Linked DNA regions of Homo sapiens: region 1 is linked to region 2. A link is an interaction called in ENCODE POLR2A ChIA-PET data of the cell type or tissue named here. Cell type or tissue: HCT116. All regions are shown on one strand. Each heading gives the region's core, and the rest is flanking DNA. Links, peaks and the distances in the headings are about the cores only.

What was found. ChIA-PET counts read pairs that join two places held together with the same protein. Peaks named below come from ENCODE experiments on the same cell type or tissue, not always from the same donor. Only the 100,000 strongest peaks of a DNase experiment are listed, where the experiment ranks them.
Region 1: POLR2A ChIA-PET joins it to region 2 with 5 read pairs; 2 of 35 experiments call an interaction of 5 or more read pairs at or near these places.

The regions. Positions count from the first base shown.
Region 1 is chr7:6,452,382-6,457,811 of GRCh38, forward strand. No RefSeq gene overlaps it. Among named protein-coding and RNA genes, the nearest start is that of DAGLB, 7.1 kb to the left of the region's middle. In HCT116, for the core only: no CTCF peak of the experiment used is centred there; a DNase peak (open chromatin) is centred at 1,580.
Region 2 is chr7:6,938,042-6,955,075 of GRCh38, forward strand. LOC112267992 reads right to left here. Exons shown (of 2, transcript XR_002956537.2): 2 at 12,409-15,208. It also overlaps the pseudogene FAM86LP. Among named protein-coding and RNA genes, the nearest start is that of CCZ1B, 120 kb to the left of the region's middle. RefSeq lists a silencer at 292-351 and enhancers at 9,670-10,170, 10,171-10,671. In HCT116, for the core only: no CTCF peak of the experiment used is centred there; no DNase peak of the experiment used is centred there.

The sequences.
Region 1 (5,430 bases), core at 277-2,776, 490 kb before region 2:
TGACCACCTTAGCTAAAACAGCAAAACTGTCAGGCTCTGTTCCTTACGCTGCTTTAGTTTCCTTCATGGCACATAATGAGCCCCTGACATTACATCATGTTTATTATCTCTTACCTCCTCCCTTAAAAGTGTAAGTTTCACGAGCAGAGGCACCTTGTCCATCTTATTCACTCCTATGAATGTAATAGAGCACATTCTAGGCATTCTTAAATTCTCAATGAATGAATAACTGATTATGTGTAGAGTAAGTGGGGCCAGGCACGGTGGCTGACGCCTGTAATTCCAGCACTTTTGGGAGGCCGAGGCAGGCGGATCACTTGAGGTCAGGAGTTCGAGAACAGCCTGGCCAACATGGTGAAACTCTATCTCTACTGAAAATACAAAAATTAGGTGGGCGTGGTGGCACGTGCCTGTAATCCCAGCTGCTCAGGAGGCTGGGGCAGGAGAATCACTTGAACCTGGGAGGCAGAGGTTGCAGTGAGCTGAGATCACGCCACTGCACTCCAGCCTGGGCGACAGAGTAAGACTTTGTCTCAAAAAAAAAAAAAAAAAAGAGTAAGTAGAAGGAATGAGAGGCAGGGGTGGGGCTGGAGCGGTATGGCAGGGCTTGGGAAGGAGAAGATGGAAGTCAGAGAACAGTACCAGGAAATTAATGTTAACATTGCAACATCAGCCAGGTGGCAAGCTGGCTTGAGGCTGAGACCAGCCTGGGCAACATAGCGAGACCCTGTCTCTTAAAAGAAAAAGTAAAAACATTGCAAGATCTGTACCAAAAGTTTCAGAATAAATGAAACTAATAATAATAAAATTAAAATACAAGCTTGCAAGGTCTGTGAACAAATACATTTTTAGACAAGGGTATTTCACTGGGCTGATGAAAATTCTGGGCATTGACCAGGTGCGGTGGCTCACACCTGTAATCCCAGCACTCTGGGAGGTGGACAGATCACTTGAGGTCAGGTGTTCGAAACCAGCCTAGCCAACATGGTGAAACCCTATCTCTACTAAAATACAAAAATTAGCCGGGCATGGTGGCACAGGCACCTGTAGTCCCAGCTACTCGGGGGGCTGAGGCAGGAGAATCACTTGAGCCTGGGAGTCAGAGGTTGCAGTGAGCTGAGATCGTGCCACTGCACTCCAGCCTGGGCGACAGTGCAAGACTGTCTCCAAAAAAAAAAAAAAAAAAAGCATCTGTGACAGGCTATCTGGAAATCTGGAATTATAGTAAAGAGTATTATATGTCATCATTATTATTTGTGTAATAAATTATCTGCTACACATCTATGCAGCACAGTGTTATCACAACAGGTCTGGGGTATGCACATTCTAAAGAAAGGATTGGCTCTTGACCAGCTCCTAAAACATAACTTCTGAGCCCTTGGAATATTCTACTTGATAGGAGTGTATTTGTATATCTCAGGCCTTGGGCAACATCTAGTAGTTTATGCTAACAGTGGGTTGGTGGTGGCAGCCTTGCGCCATGCTGTATTAGGTTAACCTCTGGGTGGGTGGCTGGAGACTGAGTAGGTAAGGTGAGTCACACGGATGCTCCATGCCTACATGACCGAGCCTAATAAAATCCCTTGGACACCCAGGCTCAGGGAAGCTTCCCTAGTTGGACATACTTTATGCATGTTGTCACACATTGTTGCTGGGCAAATTAAGGATATATATATGACTCCACTGTGAAAGGAAGCTTATGCCTGGCGTCTCCCAGACACTGCCCTATGCACCTTTTCCTTTGCTGATTTGAATCCATATCCATTCACTGTAATAAGCTACAACCATAAGTATGACAGCCTTTCTGAGCCTGAGTGCTTCTAGCAAATCATAGAACATGGCCGGGCTCAGTAGCTCACTTCTGTGATCCCAGCATTTTGGGAGGCCGAGGCAGGTAGATCACTTGAAGTCGGGAGTTTGAGACCAGCCTGAGCAACATGGTGATACTAAAAATATAAAAATTAGCCAGGCGTGCTGCCATGCACCTGTAATCCCAGGTACTTGGGAGGCTGAGGCAGGAAAATCCCTTGAACCCAGGAGGTAGAGGTTGCAGTGAGCCGAGATTGCAGTTGCACTCCAGCCTGGGTGACAGAGAGAGACTCTGTCTCAAAAAAAAAAAAAAAAAAAAAATCACTCAACTTGAAGGTGGTTTGGGGGATCTCCAACACAACATTCTTTGAATCAGTAAAATGTACAATAAATGTATGTGTATGGGCCGGGCACGGTGGCTCACGCCTGTAATCCCAGCAATTTGGGAGGCCGAGGCGGATAGGGCACAAGGTCAAAAGATCCAGACCATCCCGGCCAACATGGTGAAACCCCGTCTCTACTAAAAATACAAAAATTAGCTGGGCGTGGTGGTGCGCACCCGTAGTCCCAGCTACTCAGGAGGCTGAGGCAGGGAGGTCGCTGACCCTGGGAGGCAGAGGTTGCAGTGAGCCGAGATCGCGCCCTGCACTCCAGCCTGGCGACAGACTGAGACTCCAACTCAAAAAAAAAAAAAAAGTATGTATATATGTGCATATATTAGTTTTTTTGATGGGTTAGTTACTAAATACCACCACAGCACGCACTACTATATACTCTAAAAGCGTGGCTGTTGCTGGTGAGTTTTAAGCCTTTAGTTATAAAAGTGGGCCAGGCTGAGCATGGTGACTCACACCTGTAATCCCAGCATTTTGGGAGGCTGAGGCGGGAGGATCACTTGAGCCCGGGAGTTGGAGACCAGCCTGGGTAACATAGTGAGACCTCCGTCTCTACAAGAAATTTAAGAATTGGCCAGGTGTCTTGGCATGGGCCTGTAGTCCTAAGTACTCAGAAGGCTGTGGTGGGAGGATTGCTTGAGCCCAGGAGTTAAAGGAGTTAAAGACTGCAGTGAGCTATGATGGCACCACTGCCCCCTAGCCTGGGCAACAGAGAGAGACCCTCCCTCCAAAAAAAAAAAAAAAAAAAAAAAAGAAGGAAAGAAAGAAAAAAAGTGATAATCTGCTTCTGCTACGTGCAGGCTTTGGATGTGCTTCAAATTGACAAACCATAAAAAATATGTTTTTGGTTTTTTTTTTTTTTTTTTGCTGGACACCATTGATCAGAGATAAAAAGATGTTTTTGAGACAGGAAAATTTGAACATAGACTGTTAGATGATATTTAAGAATTACTAGCCAGGGACGGTGGCTCACGCCTGTAATCCCAGCACTTTGGGAGGCCGAGGCGGGCAGATCACGAGGTCAGGAGATCAAGACAACCCTGGCTAGCACGGTGAAACCCCATCTCTACTAAAAAAAATAGAAAAAATTAGCCGGGCTTGCTGGGGGGGCGCCTGTAGTCCCAGCTACTCGGGAGGCTGATGCAGAAGAATGGCGTGAACCCGGGAGGCGGAGCTTGCAGTGAGCCGAGATGTGCCACTGCACTCCAGCCTGGGCGACAGAGCGAGACTGCATCTCAAAAAAAAAGAAGTACTAACTTTGTTGGTGTGATAAAAAGTCTTTATCAACTAGGACTAGAATGTAGTATCTATGGATGAAATATGCCATCTAGGAGTTTCTTTAAAGTACCCAAGACTGGGCCAGGTGCAGTGGCTCACGCCTGTAATCACAGTACTTTGGGAGGCTGAGGCAGGCGGATCATTTGAGGTCAGGAGTTCGAGACCAGCCTGGCCAACATGAGGAAACCCCATCTCTACTAAAAATACAAAAAACTTAGCCAGGCATGGTTTTGGGCACCTGTAATCCCAGCTACTTGGAAGGCTGAGGCACGAGAATCACTTGAACCTGGGAGGCGGAGGTTGCAGTGAGCCGAGATCCCACCACTGCCCTTCAGCCTGGGCGACAGAGCAAGACTCCGTCTGAAAAAAATAAATAAAATAAATAAACTATTTAAAACTTAAGGGTGAGGTAAAACAAGTTCTCTAATTTTATGTATGCATGAAAACAAAGTTTATTTTCAAATGATGCTTGTTCAACTTTGCCTAATCTCTCCGTAATTACATACACACAAACATATCGTGATACGTATGTGTGGCATGCAAATATATAACCAAAACGCTGAGCCACCATTAATTCAGTAGTAGGTTGTGCCTATGATCGTGTGTATATATATATATATATATATATATATATATATATATATACACACACATATATTTATTTATATATTTACATTTATTTATTTATTTATTTTTGGGGGGGCGGGGAGGACGGAGTCTCGTTCTGTTGCCCAGGCTGGAATGCAGTGGTGGATCTCGGCTCACTGCAACCTCTGCCTCCTGGGTTCAAGTGATTCTCTTGCCTCAGCCTCCCGAGTAGGTGGGACTACAGGCGTGTGTCACCATACCCGGCTTATTTTTTGTATTTTTAGTAGAGACAGGTTTTCACTATGTTGGCCAGGCTGGTCTCGAACTCCAGACCTTGTAATCTGCCCGCCTTGGCCTCCCAAAGTGCTGGGATTACAGGCGTGAGCCATTGCTCCTGGCCTCGACTTTTTTTTTTCTTTTTCTTTTTTTAGACAGGGTCTTACTTTGTCATCCACACTGGAACACAGTGGCCCACTCTCAGCTCACTGTAGCCTCGACTTCCCAAGGTTCAAGTGATCCTCCTGCTTCAGTCTCCTAAGTAGCTGGGACTATAGGTGCACAGCACAACACCTGACTAATTTTTGTATTTTTTGTAGAGACGGGTTTTGCCACGTTGCCCAGGCTGGTCAAATTCCTGAGTTCAAGCGATCCACCCACCTCGTCCTCCCAAACCAAAGTGCTAGGATTACAGGCATGAGCTACCATGCCTGCCAAATCCTTTTTTTTTTTTTTTTTTTTTTGAGACAGAGTCTCACTCTGTCACCCAGGCTGGAGTGCAGTGGTGCGATCGCAGCTCACTGCAACTTCTGCCTTCCGGGTTCAAACGATTCTCCGACCTCAGCCTCCCGAGTAGCTGGGATTACAGGCACGCACCACCATACCCAGCTAATTTTTTTTTTTTTGTATTTTTAGTAGAGATGGGGTTTCACCATGTTGGACAGACTGGTCTCAAACTCCTGATCTCTGGTGATCCGTCCGCTTCGGCCTCGCAAAGTGCTGGGATTACAGGCATGAGCCACCATGCCCCACCTCATGCCTGCCAAATTCTTAAAAGTAATAGTTCTTTTAAAAACAGGATTTGTACTTAGCAATAAGATAATGTTTCTACATAAACTTTTGTTAGTATAAGTAAAGGTATTGTGAACTTAATGTTACAAACAATAACAAAACCCTACAAAACAATTTAATTTCAAAGAAATCTCTTTTGGGAAACTGGTAGTATACAAATTTTATTTTATTTTATTTTATTTTTGAGACAGTGTTTCATTCTGTTCTGCAGGCTGGAGTACAGTGGTGTGATCTTGGCTCGCTGCAACCTCCACCTCCCAGGCTCAAGCGATCCTCCCACCTCAGCCACCTG
Region 2 (17,034 bases), core at 5,824-8,323:
GAGGGGAGATTTGGGATGGAATGGTGTAATACTGGCCAGCTGGCATATAAAATATTCACTTCATTGGGCTTGGTGGTGTGTGCCGAATAGTCCCAGCTACTCTAGAGGCTGACATGGGAGGACTGCTTGAGCCCAGGAGTTCGAGGACAGCCTGGGCAAGAGACCTTGTCTCTAAAAAAAAAATTCACTTGGTAGGGAAACCTGGATGGGAGGGCCTTCAACGAGAGGTGTTGAGAGGGTAGTGTTAGGTGTAGTCTAGGGCAGGAGACAAGGATCCGTGAGAGCTGCCACATGACCATGACAGAGAGGAGGAAAACAAAAGGTGCTTTTAAGTGAGCCCAGGCAGAACTGTGAGGGCGGCCCATGCTGTAGGCTGTGGCTGTCAGCAGGCTGCTTCTCCACGGCTGGCCCCATCCTAAGATTCACAGGGCAGCAGCAAGATACACTGGGTGACTGCTGCCCTCTCCTGGTGGCACAGGGCAGACCTGCTGGTGACTACAGATGCACCCTTTTGGGGAGGATTAGGGAGAAAGCAGGTATTGGAGAAGCAGGGGATTGTTTACTTGCTAAAAGTGTGGCCCTTTCACTCAGCAGGTCTGCTACTGCCTACTGAGGAATGGCCTCTCGACATCCTTATGTCAAACGCTGCATGTTCGGGCCCATCTTTAAAATCCATCCTAGGCCAGGTGCGGTGGCTCATGCCTGTAATCCCAGCACATTGGGAGGCCGAGGCAGGTGGATCACCTGAGGTCAGGAGTTCGAGACCAGCCTGGCCAACATGGTGAAACTCTGTCTCTACTAAAAATACAAAAATTATCCAGGCATGGTGGCATGTGCCTGTAGTCCCAGCTTCTTAGGAGGCTAGGTACGAGAGTTGCTTGAACCCAGGAGGCAGAGGTTTCAGGGAGCCGAGACTGTGCCACAGTAATCCAGCCTGGGCAACACAGTGAGACTCTGTCTCAAAAAAATAAATAAGTAAAAAATAAAATCCATCCTGTATCAGTCAGGAAAGAGCACATTCCAGCAGGATCAATGCGGAGAATTCACCAGAGGAACTAGTTCCAAAGTTATGGCAAGAGCTAAACCTTCCAACAGGGGCCCGTGGGGCAACCCAGAGACAGACAAGAGTAGGAAACTCCAAACCCTTCGGCGGGTAGGACAGAGGGTGTGGGTGAGGGTTCCAGTGCTGTGGGCTGGGCCAGCCTGGTAGGAATGAGAATCCATATGCTAGGAGCTGGGGCCCCAGAGCAGCAGCTGCGGCAGAAACCCCAGGAGGCAGAGTGAGGGAGAGACGCTGGCCTCCCCTTCTTCCCATCCTGCATTGTCTCCCATGGGTCACACGCGGCTGCAGCCAGTTGCCTGGTTAGGCCCCTGCCACGCTGGGGTTTGCAAAGCAGGCCCAGGGCCTGGGAAGGACGGGGGCTCCAGCACGCAGGTGGCTATGCTGTCTGGCTACTGGGCGGACACTCCCCATAACTGACCTTTTTGATGAGTTCTGAGAGAAAGCACCGGGCATACTTGACTGACGGCCGGTGCTTCACACACACAGGATGCTTCACAGTCTACCGCAAAGGACAGAACGTTGGTTGCTCGAGAGCCCGTCTTAAGCCTCCTATGAGCTTCAAGCCAACACAGCAGAGGGCAAACTCCAGGCTACCCGATCCCCCAGCAAAGATGTAGATGGACACAGCGTTCTGGCCCCATGCATCTGAAGTTTGTCTTATGATATAAGCCGTTTCCTAAAAATGCTTCCACTGCAGTGGCACAGGCTATGGCAGCATTTCTAACGCCCATTCTGAGCAAGAACGCAGGGCACGTGGGCCCAAACCACCTCCCTCCCAGGGGAGCCAGTGTGAACCAGGGTTTACAGTGAGGACAGTCGCCAACTGTCTGGCTCTATGGAAGAGGCGGGAAGGCCCACTCGGCAACTGCTCTCTTGGAGCGTGTGTCCCTGGGGACAGGATGGAGGGGAGGGGACGCTCAGGGTGACACCCCAGCTAAAGCCGAGAGAAGCCGAGTGCAGGACGAGCAAGTTCCAGGCAGTGGCAACAGCTGGTGCAAGCTCTGAGGTGGCCGCGGCCTGGCACTTGGAACGGAGGGCAGAGGGACTGCTGCAGCAGGAGCGGGGACAGCGGGAAAACAGGAGCCTGGAGGGAGAGGGAGGAGACGGTCCGCAGCGCCTGCTGGCTGGGAGGGATGCAGATTCTGCCCAAGGGCAGCAAAGTACCCCACGCAATACACAGGCTCTTCAGGCTGCTGCTGGTTTTTCATTTTTTCTGACACAGTCTCGCTCTGTTGCCCAGGGTGGATGGCAGTGGCCCGATCTTGGCTCACTGCAGCCTCCGCCTCCTGGGTTCAAGCGATTCTCCTGCCTCAGCCTCCCGAGTAGCTGGGACTATAGGCGTGCACCACCACGCACAGCTAATTTTTGTATTTTTAGTAGAGATGGGTTTTTGCCATGTTGGCTAGGCCGGTCTTGAACTCCTGACCTTAGGTGATCTGTCCACCTCGGCTTCCCAAAGTTCTGGAATTACAGGTGTGAGCCAGTGCGCCCAGCCTTGTGCTGGGTTTTAAAGCAGCTATCCCTGCATTTCATGCTTCACCACCTACGAGAGTGAGGCTCAGGGTGAAACTCAGAGCAGGGTGCAAGATAACTGCAGGTATCTCCATGTTCGAAGCCCTGACCTACTGCATTGACCTGAAAGTTGCTTGAGCCCAGGAGTTGGAGGCTGTAGTGAGCTATGATTGTGCCACTGCACTCCAGCCTGGGTAAGAGAGTGAGGCTCTGTCTCAAAAACCGAAGAAAACAAAAAACAAAAAACAGATGCTATGTCCCATTCCAGAGGTTGAGGTTTAATTATTCTGGGGTGGGGTGTGACCTGGGTTTTGGAACACTGAAAAAATCCCAGGTGATCCTAAAGTGTAGATGAGTCTGGAAACCACACACCTAAGGCACACTTGAATGGGGGAGCAGTGAGGTGGTGTGGGCTAGCCGGCCAGAACCCAGGGGTGGGAACCAACATTGCAGATGCCATAAAGGCTGGGAAGCATAGTGTCTGGGGCCCATAACAATGCTTGGACATGAATGCTTTAGACCTAAGACAATTGGCTCCTAAATGTGAAAACTGCAAGGCTGAAATGAATGCATGTTTAATGCTTTGCAACATTGTCAAGTGGTCAGCTGCAACTCCGTTCTGAGGGCGTGATGCCTGAGATACGCCTGTCATGGCGGTTGATTTTAATGAATTTAATATGGTGTGGAGTGGGGCCTTCAAAAGTAAAAACGTCAGTTCTAAGTTGGTTGCGGGGGTCTGGGCAAAGGTCTTCAAACCCCGTGGTAAACACCCCGATTTTAAAACAGGGCCTTTTTTCCAAGAGACTTTTTGAAAATAGCTCCTATTTTGAGGGGAGGAACCCTGGCGGGAGAGAGCCAGAGTTAAGCCCAGCTGAGAGGGGGTTGGCAGGCACGGGCCTGCCTGGTCCTCACTGAAACTTGCTACTCAGGGTGAGCTTCCTAAACCAATGCAGACTTGCTGGCCCACTGAGCCTCCCAGCTGAGAACCTGCATTTCGACAAGGTCCTCAGTGCAGCAAAGTTTGAGATATACTGGGCTAGAGCACCCAGGGGACCTAAAGGTTCTTTGAATACTAAGGAAAATAGGCAGGGTGTGGTGGCTCATGCCTGTAATCCTTGTATTTTGGGAGGCCAAGGTGGGTGGATCACTTGAGGTCAGGAGTTCGAGACCAGCCTGGACCAATATGGTGAAACACCGTCTCTACAAAAGATACAAAAATTAGCCAGGTGCAGTGGCAGGTACCTGTAGTCCCAGCTACATGGGGAGCTGAGACAGGAGAATCGATTGAACCTGGGAGGCGGAAGTTGCAGTGGCCCGAGATCGCACCACTGCACTCCAGTCTGGTGACAGAGTGAGACTCCATCTAAAAAAATAAAAAATAAATAAAATAAATATAAATACTGGACTAGAAGACCCAGGAGACCCGAAGATTCTCTCAAAACTAAGGAAAATAATCTAGGTCACAAATATATTCTCTTTCTCCTTCTCCCCATTGCCCCCCCCTGCCAGTAATCTTTATAGACTCAAATAGAGTTGATGTTCTATAATCAATTCTAGTCACTTTTATTTATATTTATTTATTTTAGAGATGGGGGTCTCACTATGTTGATCAGGCTGGTCCCAAATTCCTGGGCTCGAGTGATCCATCCACCTCAGTCTCCCAAAGTTCTGGGATTACAGGCATCAGCCACTGCACTTGGCCATCACTTTTATTTTTGATGTTCAAATTATAAGCTAATATCTGTGAGACCATAGATTCTTTTTATGCACTCAATACATTTTTGTGTTTACCTTACATTTTTATTATGGAAAAGATTCTGTTTTTTCGACTTGTTTCTATTTGATAATGAAGCCCTCTGTGCCTATCACCAGCCTCAGCCGCCATCATCTCATTACCAAGCTGGGTTATTTGGAAGCAAATATCTTCAATATTTAGCCAGTGTTCAAATTTCCCCAACCATCCTAAATGAGTGTTTAGAATAGTTGTTTCATTGGAAACAAGGTCAAAACAAGTACATTTTACATTTTTAGGCCAGTCTTGAAAGTAAGTGTAAAACCATGTGTGGGGTAGGAGGTGGGACTAGCCTCTCAAGGTGGGGCCTGCATACCAGACCCAATTGAGGACTAGCTAAGACAGATTCCACAATGAATAACACCAGGAGGTGGGAATATTAAGGTCCATTGCAAAGGTTGGCTACCACAATTATTTGATCAACTAGTTATCAACCCTGACTGCAGCTGAGAGAGATTTCTTTTTGCTTTTTTTTTTTTTTTTCAGAGACAGGGTCTTGCTATGTTGCCCAGGCTGGACTCAAACTCCTGGGCTCAAGTGATTCTTCTGCCTCAGTCTCCCGAGTAGCTGAGACTACAGGTGTGTGCCACTGTGCCCAGCAAGATATTAAAATATACGTATGCACGGACACCACTCTAAACCAACTAAATCAGAATCAGATACTGTGAAGTCATTAATCATTTTGCTCCTGGGTCTTTTTGACAGTTTTGCTCCTGGGAAACTCCTGGCAATGTGTTAGAGAGAAAGAGATGGGAAAATAAGATTTTAAGAAGTGTTGCTATGCATTTTGAAAATAATTTTTCTTTGGTGTTGGTCTTGAGGGACGGCGGTAAACATTTCAATTGCCTTTAAGTATGCTTGCATGCTGGAATGATGGTTCTCTGAATGCAGCAACGAACTGGCATTGGGCCACATGGCAGCCAGTGTGAGCCTTTATGCCACATTTATAAAACATGAATGTCATGAGCCCACTCTCAGGGACCTTACAATTTGGAGGGTTAGGTCAGATCCACAAATCTCCTCTATCTCATGGTAAAGGAAACCTGGCGTGTAGCAGGAGATGGTGTGATAACAATGTCATATTGCATGATCAATATTTGTATTCTTCTTGGCAATATTAAACTTTCGGACCCCCTCCATTGTGTCATCAATTTGCTTAATACAGTTTCTGCTTCAGCGTCGGTTTTTAGGCCTGGCATAAGCTGTTTGAAACCCAAGCACGTACCCCGCCCATCATCTTTGGCCTAGTTAACACCTCCCCTCCCTGTGTGGTGGTTTGGAGAACCTGCTTGTTCCTCATCCCACTGATCCCAAACCCAGGACACCCCACAGCTGCTGACCAGGATTAAACCTAACAGAGATTTAATGCCTTTCTTCTGATTCTCAGGGACTGACATTCATTCACTTAAATACTTGCAGAGTCAGCCAGGCGTGGTGGCTCACACCTGTAATCCCAGCACTTTGGGAGGCCGATGTGGGTGGATCACGAGGTCAAGAGTTCGAGACCAGCCTGGCCAACATGGTGAAACCCCATCTCTACTAAAAATACAAAAATTAACTGGTGTAGCAGTGCGTGCCTGTAATCCCAGCTACTCAGGAGGCTGAGGCAGGGGATTTGCTTGAACCTGGGAGGTGGAGGTTGCAGTGAGCCAAGATTATGCCATTGCACTCCAGCCTGGGCAGCAGAGCGAGACTCTGTCTCAAAAAACAAAAAACCCAAAAACTTGCAGAGTGAATTTAGGAAACCATGAAGTCCAGAGTTTGATCCAATCCCTTCCTTTTTCTCTTTCTCAAATATTTTGAGCCAGGTACTATTCTAGATTGTCTTGTGATATTTACAATCTAGGAGAAGGCAGGAGAGAGAACTAAGAACAGAGAGCATGTTCTGAGATGTCTGCTGTGCTTGCAGGTACCTTCCCTCAATTTCCCTGCTCATTGGCCATGCTAGAAAGCAGGTCTTGGCGCCATATTTGTACCATGGTACTTCCCCTCCCTATACTCAATTGGTTGGCCAGAAGCCCAATTGTCGTTCTCTCTCTCTCTCTCTCTCTCTCTCTCTCTCTCTCTCTCTCTCTCTCTCTCCCTCTCCCTCTCTCCTCCCTCCCTCCCTCCCACTCCAAGATATCCAGTAACTGACTGATCAGCTGGTGGTGGGCTCTGCTGGCTGCCATGATGGGCCACCAGCAAGAAGGGAAAATTGGTTGTGAGTGAGAGAAGCAGAGATAAGGAAGTCCACAGGGCTGATAGGAAAGACCATGGGCTGCCGGGCACGGTGGCTCACGCCTATAATCCCAGCACTTTGGGAGGCCAAGACGGGCGGATCACGAGGTCAGGAGATCGAGACCATCCTGGCTCGCATGGTGAAACCCCGTCTCTACTAAAAATATAAAAAATTAGCCAGGTGTGGTGGCGAGTGCCTGTAGTCCCAGCTAATTGGGAGGCTGAGGTGGGAGAATGGCATGAACCCCGGGAGGTGGAGCTTGCAGTGAGCTGAGATCGCACGACTGCACTCCAGCCTGGGCGACAGAGCAAGACTGTGTCTCAAAAAAAATGGGCTTCTGAGAGCCAGAAAGAGGCATTTTGGTTTCTGTAACTGCAGTTTCCATTCTCTCATGGCCTCTCATTTATTTCTCGTGCCCATGAGTTTGCCTATTAGAGATAAGGTGTGCTCCTTTCCCTCCAGCTCATGCAAATGGATTTCTGTTTCTTACAATCATTGTTCCCAGATATGGATGGTGACTGATGCTCTACTAAATGCTGAAAAAAAGCAGAGTGGAAGCACAGAAAAGAGGGCTTCTCTGAGGAGGTGACGTTAGAGCCCAGTTGGAAGGCAGGAGTAAATGTGCACCATGATTTTTTAGGATTAAAACCAAGTATCTCACTGCTTGGGCACATGTAGATAGAGGTGATTTAAGAGTAAACTGTCCCAGTGGTACCCATTGTCAGTTACCTCACCACAGGGATTATGTAGCCCTGAGTTTGCTTAGTGCTTATTTATTTTAGGTTGTTGTTTATCCAAACCTCTTAAATGGTAAGCGTTTCAAACAAGTGACAGCATCGTTCATTGATGTTGTGGACAAACCACTATTTTATTACTCAAGACTGGGTAATTTATAAAGAAAAAGAGGTTTAATGGGCTCACAGTTCCATGTGGCTGAAGAAGCCTCAAAATCATGGTGGAAGGCAAAAGGCACATCTTACATGGTGGCAGACAACAGTGATGAGAGCTATTTTAGTCATTGTTCACTGGCCATAGAATTTACTTCTATATTTTGAACTAAGACAAGAGCCAGGCACACAAGACCGTTACAGGTCTGTCTTTTGTTTTTGATGATGATGATGATGATGATGATGAAATGGCTGACATGGTTCATGACTTGCTTTTTCTCATCATCTCAGACCTAGATTTTTGGCTGGACTATTGTCTTGAGATAGATGAAAATCATTCCTTGTATCCCCTGATCTTAAAGTCAAGACTGAACCAGCCTCCAGACGCAAGCCTTCATGGGGCTTCAGATACCATGAGGAATGGGCGTCCCTGCAATATTGTCATGGCTGTCAAAAGTGTTATTGGAGCTGGGCAAGTGGGCGCTCTCCTGCCACTGCATCCTGCTTAGATTTTCCATTCAACATCAATCTTATTTCCTTTTTTTTTTTTTTTTTGACAGTCTCACTCTGTCTCCTAGGCTGGAGTGCAGTGGTGGGATCTCGGCTCACTACAGTCTCCACCTCCCAGGTTTAAGTGATTCTTGTGCCTCAGCCTCCCAAGTAGCTGAGATTGTGGGTGCACACCATCAAGCGTGGCTCGTTTTTTTTTTTGTATTTTTAGTAGAGACAGGGTTTCGCCATGTTGGCCAGGCTGGTCTTGAACTCCTGACCTCAAGCGATCCACCTACCTTGGCCTCTCAAAGTGCTGGGATTACAGGTGTGAGTCACCGTACCTGGCCCCATTTCCTCTTATACCATAAGTCATTGCCCGCAGATGTGTTTTCTCCATTAGTTTGCAAAAGCTTCCGGAGAGTAGGTCTGTGCCTCATTTATTCTGGAATCTTCCTGGCACAAAGCACAGGGCTTTATCCTCAGTAGGCATCCAACAAATGTTTAATTTCATTCAACAGCTCCTCTTACCACTGCCCCCACCTTATTTGCAGGTGGCTAAGTACAATCAGAACAAGTAGGTATCATAAGATTTAGTCCAGAGTCAATCCGGGAAGAAATTACCTTAGTGATGTGAAAAGAAACCAAGCTCTTTAGTCAGAATGTTTCTGAGAGTATCCCCTGTCCAAGCATTTGCGGAATTTCGATCTACTAATTTTCAGGTGGAACAGTATGGTTGCAGAGTCCATTTGGACATAGATACACTTTCATGCATTCATGTCTTTAACAATAATTTGTGGCCCTACTGTGTTTGTTCACTAACTCCTTTGAACCTACCATATAAGCTATATATTTCCCTTGTAATTTGGGAGGTCCAATGCTTCATTAAGCTCACATGCCTGAAACTAATGAAGAAAATAGCTCGTTAACCAGCTAGTATAAAAATAGCCACCAAAACAAGTCAATCACCCGCCTTAAATCAGCTCATTACTCCCATCTTGAGTGGAGAAGCCCTTTCTGAATCACATTCAAGACACTGATGGAAGAACAGCTCTGTCTGGGTATCAAAACCACGCTCACCCCACATCCTCTTCCCCAGAGTTCTACTCATTTCTCACCCACTGAACCCAGAACAAACCAGAAGTGCTTGAAATGAGGACGGGTAGCTCCGTGTACCAATTGGAATTTAAAACTATATCAATTCCTGCTATAGAAATGAGGCTTCTCCCCAGGACCAGCATTCCATGAAGGCAGCCCTTCTCTAGATGGAGAAATAGAACCTGAAGGCACCCGTTTCCCTAAACTGCTCTTGCTCATGTGTAAGTACAAATGAAAAATGCTGAGGCTGCTTCTGTTGGCATTGCTTTATAATTACGGCCATCAATAAATCATTTTATCCTTGAACAAGACTTGAGAATGGCCCGAAGGCAGAGGCATGATTCCTTAGGAATTAGGCCAACAGAGAATGGGCTATCTCTCTTCCCACCTCTTCTCTTACTCTGCTGTCAGAAACAGAAAAGTTCTCTGTGAGTAGCTGGGAGCAGACGGCGGCACTCGAGTTCCATCTGGGGGTTCTGTTGACACAGTTTTACCCCAGCCTGCCTTGATGGCCACTGCCACACAAGCTGCATCTGTTCTTTCTTCTGCGCCTTTTGTTACTTCGTTATTTTTCCTCTTTCTAGTGTAGTGAGCTGAATGGTGGATTTGCACAAGATATATCCAGATCCTTGTGCCTAGAATCTGTTGAGGTGGCATTATTTGGAAAAAGGGTCTTTGCAGATGTAATTAAGTTAAGGATCTTGAGATGAGATTCTCCTGGGGTATTTTAGGTAGGCTGTACATCTAAAGACAAGTGTCCTTATAAGAGGACACTACTGTCCGGGCGCAGTGGCTCACACCTGTAATCCCAGCACTTTGGGAGGCCGAGGCGGGTGGATCACCTCAGGCCAGGAGTTTGAGACCAGCCTGACCAACATGGAGAAACCCCATCTCTACTAAAAATACAAAATTAGCCGGGCATGGTGGCGCATGCCTGCAATCCCAGCTACTGGGGAGGCTGAGGCAAGAGAGTTGCTTGAATCCAGGAGGAGGAGGTGGCAGTGAGCTGAGGTCATGCCATTGCACTCCAGCCTGGGCAACAAGAGTGAAACTCCTTCTCAAAAAAAAAAAAAAAAAAAAAAATAGGACACTCTTTTTCATGCACGTCCGTGTGAAGAGACCACAAAACAGGCTTTTTGTGAGCAATAAAGCTGTTTATTTCACCTGGGTGCATGTGGGCTGAGTCCAAAAAGAGAGTCAGCGAAGGGAGATAGGGGTGGGGCCATTTTATAGGATTTGGGTAGGTAAAGGAAAAAGGGGTGCTCTCTGGCAGGCAGGAGTGGGGGTCACAAGGTGCTCAGTAGGGGAGCTTTTGAGCCAGGATGAGCAAGGAGAAGGAATTTCACAAGATAATGTCATCAGTTAAGGCAGGAACAGGCCATTTTCATTTATTTTATAGTGGAATGTCATCAGTTAAGGCAGGAACCGGCCATCTGGATGTGTACATGCAGGTCACAGGGGATATGATGGCTTAGCTTGGGCTCAGAGGTCTGACGTTCCTGTCTTCTTATATTAATACGAAAAATAAAATGAAATAGTGGTAAAGTATTAGGATGGTGAAAATTTTTTGGGGGTGGTATGGAGAGATAATGGGCGATGTTTCTAAGGGCTGCTTCAAGGGGGATTAGGGGTGGCATGGGAACCTTGAGTCGAGAGATTAAGCTGAAGGAAGATTTTGTGGTAAGGGGTGATATTGTAGGGTTGTTAGAAGAAACATTTGTCATTTAGAATTATTGGTGATGGCCTGTATACAGTTTTGTATGAATTGAAAAACTAAACGGAATAAGAGAAGGAGAAAAACAGGCATTAAAGGACGAAGAATTGGGAGGACCTAGGACATCTAATTAGAGAGTGCCTAAGGAGGTTCAGCATAGCCTTGCCAGCAAAGATTATTTATTTAAGAGTTAAGAGTGGTGGTTTGGGGATAGCACCAGGAGATATCACCTGTGATGGCTTGGAGAAACAGTGTAAACCACCAGTGTAAACAAGAGCAGGGCATATATGAGTAGTTGAGAACGGTGAATAGAAGTATGACTAGACAGAAGACAGTAGGGATGACAAGTTTTTTGGGGCACAGTCCAAGTTGGTCTTGTGTCTGGAATGAGACTGGGGCCTAATAAAAAGGAGCGTCTATACAGGAGCTCAAGTGGGCTGTACCTTATAGCATTCCAAGGACAGGCCTGACTTCTGAGAAGGGAAAGTGGTAAAAGTATTGTCCAGTCCTTTTTACGTTGGTGGCTGAGCTTGGTAAGATGTGTTTTTAAAAGACCATTAGTCTGTTCTACCTTTCCTGAGGACTGAGGACTGTAAGGGATATAAAGGTTTCACTGAATACCAGGAGCCTGAAAAAATGCTTGGCTGACTTGATTACTAAAGGCCGGTCTGCTATCAGACTGTATAGAGGTGGGAAGGCTAAACTGAGGAATTATGTCTGACAGAAGGGAAGAAATGACCTTGGTGGTCTTCTTACACCCTGTGGGAAAGGCCCCTACCTATCCAGTGAAAGTGTCTACCTAGACCAAGAGGTATTTTAGTTTCCTGACTCGGGGCACGTTGAGTAAAGCTAATTTGCCAGTCCTGGGTGGGGGCAAATCCCTGAGCTTGATGTGTAGGGAAGGGAGGGGGCCTGAAGAATCCCTGAGGAGTAGTAGAATAGCTGATGGAACACTGAGAAGTTATTTCCTTGAGGATAGATTTCCACGATGGAAAGGAAATGAGAGGTTCTAAGAGGCGGGCTAGTGGCTTGTACTATAGCATAGCCTGCCTTTGCTGGTGTGTGGCGATTAGGCCTGGTGGAACTGCCATCAATAAACTAAGTGTGATCAGGGTGAGAAACAGAGAAGAAGGAAATGTGGGGAAATGGGGTGAATGTCAGATGGATCAGAGAGATGAAGTCATGAGGGTCAGGTGTGGTATCAGGAATAATGTGGGAGGCCGGATTGAAGTCCGGGCCAGGAACAATGGTAATTGTGGGAGACTCAACAAAGCGTGAGTACAGCTGAAGGAGCCAGGGAGCAGAAAGTATATGTGGCAGGTGTGAGGAAGAAAATAGATTTTGGAAGTTATGAGAGCTGTAGAGAGTGAGTTGAGCATAGCTTGTGATTTTAAGGGCCTTTAAAACTATTAGGGTGGCAGCAGCTGCTTCACGGAGACATAATGGCCAACCTAAAACGGTAAGGTCAAGTTGTTTGGACAAAAAGGCTACAGGACGCGATCCTGGTCCTTGTGTAAGAATTTCAACTGCACAGCGCTGCACTTCGGCTGTGTGTAATGAAAAGGGTTGGGATGAGTCACGGAGAGCTAGAGTAGCAGGACGAGTTGCAGACAAAACTCCTCAGACACCGGATTAAAGAAGGAAGAGGTTTTTTTATTCGGCCGGGAGAGTCAGCAGACTCGTGTCTTAAGAGCCGAGCTCCCTGAAAAAGAAATTCCTAGCCCTTTTAAGGGCTTACAACTCTAAGGGATCTACCCGAAAAAGTCATAATAGATCAAGTAAGCGTGAGAAATGTGACTGGGGGCTACAAACATCAGCTAACAGAACAAAAAGTTTTTACAGTGCTTTCTCATACAATGTCTGGGATTTACAGATAACACCAGTAGTTTTGGTCAGGGGTTAATATTATTGATATTTTAACCACCGGGGCCAGGTGGTGGCGCCGAGGGCGTCTAGCTATTTATTTTACTTCTGTTTTTTCCAGCTTTTTGCTTTCTCCCTTTTTTCCTGTCTTATAAACTAGGGAAAAAGGGAGGTTGGGGAGGAACTGGGAAGGACAGCAGGAGACGTGGTGGTCTCACACCATATTTCCCTCCTTTGAGAATTTTCACTTTTAGTGGGAGTTCTCGCTCTCATCTTTACTTTTTGAGTCTCTCTGTGAGATTGAACGATAGTGATTTATATAATACACCTGTGCTGAAGTTTTCTGATGAATCAAAGTAGCAACAAAACCTTTTGTCATTTGAAAAAGCGAGGGTAATACACGGGGGAGCAGCAAGCAAGCTCCTATCACTAGCAATACACCTACAATGAGGGGTTTAAATCCTCCTATAGCTGGAAACCATTTTCCAAATAAAGACTCAGGGTTAAACTCGTGCCAAATCTGTAAAGGCACATGTGCCACCTTTGTCATGTCCCTGACTATCCTTGATCATTTTAACCTCCTATCCTTGATCATTTATTTGTAGGCAGCAATTGGTTAAGTTAAATTTTCCACAAACTCCTCCTTCAGCTACTAACAAGTAGTCTAAGGCCAGTCTATTCTGATAGATAGCATTCCTCATTTGGGTTTCTTGCCAAGCTAAAACAGTCAAAGCTCTGCCAGTTTCATTAGTAATTATTTCTAAGACAGCCTGCAACCGTATGATCCAATTGAGCATGTAGATGGGGGTTCGGTATCCCCATGAGCCATCTTGTGCCCATGTGGCAGGCCCATAATACTGTATGATCCTTTCAGGGGGCCACTCATTATCTTTCCAGTTTCCTATAACTATGCCTTTCTTTTCTCGGGAAGTATAGACAGGGAAACCTAGCAGCTTACCTGTTTTTATGGGTAATAAGAAAAAGGACGGCTTAATAGTGCCAATAACACAACTGCCTGCCCATTTATTAGGTAACTGAAAGTAGGCTCTGTGCCTACATATCTAGTATAGTCCAGAGGGAACTGTCCAGTCCTGATGAGATTCTGGATGAGCCAAAGCAGTTTGTAATTTAGAAAATTTACTAAATGGATTCTTTTCAGTGTGGTTTAGGCCCTACTAAGTAATTGTCTTTGTTGTGCTGTTATACAACTTCTGTCCTATACAATTAAGCTTTCCTACAGGGATGATAAAGTCTTTCCCTTCTCTAGCTATACAGTATTGTCTAATAATTGAGGTTTTTGGACCTAGAAGTTGCTAGCTTGGGCCTTCTGAACTGGAATTATATCAGGAGCTGGATCAGTAGGCACCAACTCTCGGGCTTCCCAAGGCCATCTGTCTCCGACAGTGGTTCCTCCGCGTACATAACAAGAAGTAACATTAAGGGAATGAGCTACATTTTCTGCTAATTGGAGAAACAAATTTTTTGTCTTTTTCGGAAGTTCTGGTGCTGGCAGATTCAGCTCCTCATAAAAGGTTTGAAATACTGGTTTTGGGAGAGCACTTGTGGACCTCCCCTCTAATTAAAATGGCAACTTGAGGGTTTAACCCTGTCCTATTGATCCCCAGGGTTACACGTTCTCCCTTTTTCCAACGGGGATCTAGGGAATGGTAATTATTAGTTCTAGTGGGTTACAGTGACTGGCAGCACAGGAGGGGTTGGCTTCCCCCTTCTGAAGATAAACCGGGTCCTTTTTGTTCTTTTTTAAAGTAGCCTAAATAACACATGTCCAATAGCCACAATTTTCACAAACCCCTGACTCATGACAAACATATTTATTTTCTACTCTTTAGCTCCTTTCTTAATTAAGAGAACCACATCCTATTTCTAGCTGTTTACTATTAATGGCTGCACAAGCATCAAATCTTAAAGTTATTTGCTTGGGGATTTCTTTTTCTTCTGTTCTAGTTATTATTTTACTTGTATCACCTAGGAAAAGGCCAGTTCTTATTCTTTTTTCAAAAACGGCGGTTGCAGGGGGCTCAGATGGGTTATAACACACATCAGGTCGGTCATTTCTTCGGCTACATACCTTGTACTGAGTGGCATTATACAAACAAGTTTCTTTTAATGTTCCCATACATTCATAACTATAGAACAGAAAGATTGTTTTAATTTGCTGTCCTACTTCGGTGACCTGATGAATACACTGGGAACAGTCCCCAGTTTGAGTAAGGTCAGTTGAAGCCCTTACTGTATAAGTCCAAAATTTAAGAAAAATGAATCTCATGATGAGCTTCCTCAGGCTTCGGCCGTGCGTGGACCAGTCAGCTTCTGGGTGTGACTGGAGCAGGGCTTGTCGTCTTCTTCAGGGTCACTCTGCAAGGGTTGTCTGGGCTTGGTCTTGCCTCCCAGGTTTCAGGCCCTGCAGGTTTTATATGGCTGTGTTGGATCCAGGCTGGGATTCCTTCTACCTTCACAGCGGTGGGAGTGCTCAGGACGATAGTCTGGGGTCCTTTCCACCGTGGGCACAAAGAGGCTACTTTCCAGTCCTTGATCCACACTCGATCATCTGGGGAGAAAGGGTGAACTGGGGAGAATAAGCTAACAGGGCATCTCTCATTTACCCAGGCTGAGATTGTTTGTGTAATTTTTCATAAGGCCTGTAGCTGTCGCTGTAACTCAATTTCACCTAACTCTCAGGGAGTGCCTGGAAGTCCCCGCAATATAGGAGGGGGCCTACGATATAATATTTCATAAGGGGAATATCCTGTTCTTTTAGAACGGGTACATCTAATTTTAAATAATACCATAGGGAGAGCCTGTAGCCATTTTAATCCTGTTTCCTGACATACTTTCCCTAAACTATTTTTGATAGTTTGATTCATTCGCTCCACCTTTCTGAAACTCTGAGGCCAGTAGGCAGCATGCACTTTCCATGTGATCCCTAACATCTTTGCCACCTTCTGTACTAAGTCAGCCACAAACGCCGGCCCATTATCTGAGCTGATCCATAAGGGCAGTCCAAATCTAAGAATAGGATCTCGAAGAAGCACACGAGTTACTTCACGAGGTTTCTCAGTTCGTGTTGGATAAGCCTCCACCTACCGAGAGTAGGTGCGCCCAAGAACTAGTAAATACTTGTTACCTCTACACTTTGGCATCTCAGTGAAGTCCACCTGGAGATCTTCAAAGGGGGCTGCTCCATAAGCTTGTATGCCGGGTGGAACGGCTGGACCTTGCCTCGCATTATGCTGTCGGCAGGTAACACACCACTGCGTCACCGTTTTGGCAAGGCCTGACAAATGTGAGATGTAGAAATACCAGCCTAACAACTTTTCAAGTGATTCCTGACCTCAATGGGTGGTTTCATGCACAGCCAGTACAACTGCAGCTCCTGGCAGCTGTGGCGCAGCTACTCTCCCATCCGGTAACCGAATTCATCCTTCCTCCATCACTTGTCCTCCCTCTGCCTGGAGAAAGTCCTTTTCTTCTTTAGAATAAGTAGGTACAAGATCAGGTGCTTGAGGGAGCAGGGGGGCTGTGACTGATGCCCGGAATGGGGCAGATGCTGCTTTTCGAGCCTCTGAGTCAGCGCGGGAATTCCCTAAACCCACCAAGGTGGAAGCTCGCTGGTGTCCTCTGCAATGCATAACTGCCACCTTGTGGGGTCTCCATACTGCTTTTAATAATTGCAAGATTTCTTGTTGATATTTTATGTCTTTCCCCCCAGAGTTCAATAGGCCCTTTTCTTTATATAATGCTCCATGCACTAGAAGGGTTAAAAAGGCATATTGAGAGTCAGCGTAAATGTTGACATTCTTAGCTTCACTGAGTTCTAAGGCCCGAATTAAAGCAATGAGTTCAGCTTTCTGAGCTGAAGTGCCCTGGGGAAACGATCTGGCTTCAACAACAGTGTCCAGAGTTACCACCGCATATCTTGCACATCTCTCTCCTCGTGGGTTGATGAAGCTGCTCCCATCCACGTATAGTTCCCAGTCTACTGATGCCTAAGGCTGGTCCTGGAGGTTAGGTCTGCTAGAGTAAACTGAGTCCAACACTTCTACACAGTCATGCTCAACAGGGCTCTCTGATACTGGGAGCAAGGTGGCGGGGTGCAGGGTGTTAAAAACTTCAATGGTTATACGGGGATTTTCACAGAGCAAAGTCTGGTACTTGGTGAGTCTGGCATTCGTTAGCCCATGATGTCCTTTAGTATTCATTAAAGTCACCACAGCACGGGAGGCCTTTATGTTCAGGTTCTGCCCAAGAGTCAGCTTATTTGCTTCTTGTACTAGCAGGGCAGTTGCTACCAAGGCCCTCAAACACGGGGGCCGTCCTTTAGAAACCCTGTCTAGTTGTTTAGAGAGGTAGGCCACCCACCTTGGCCAGGGCCCC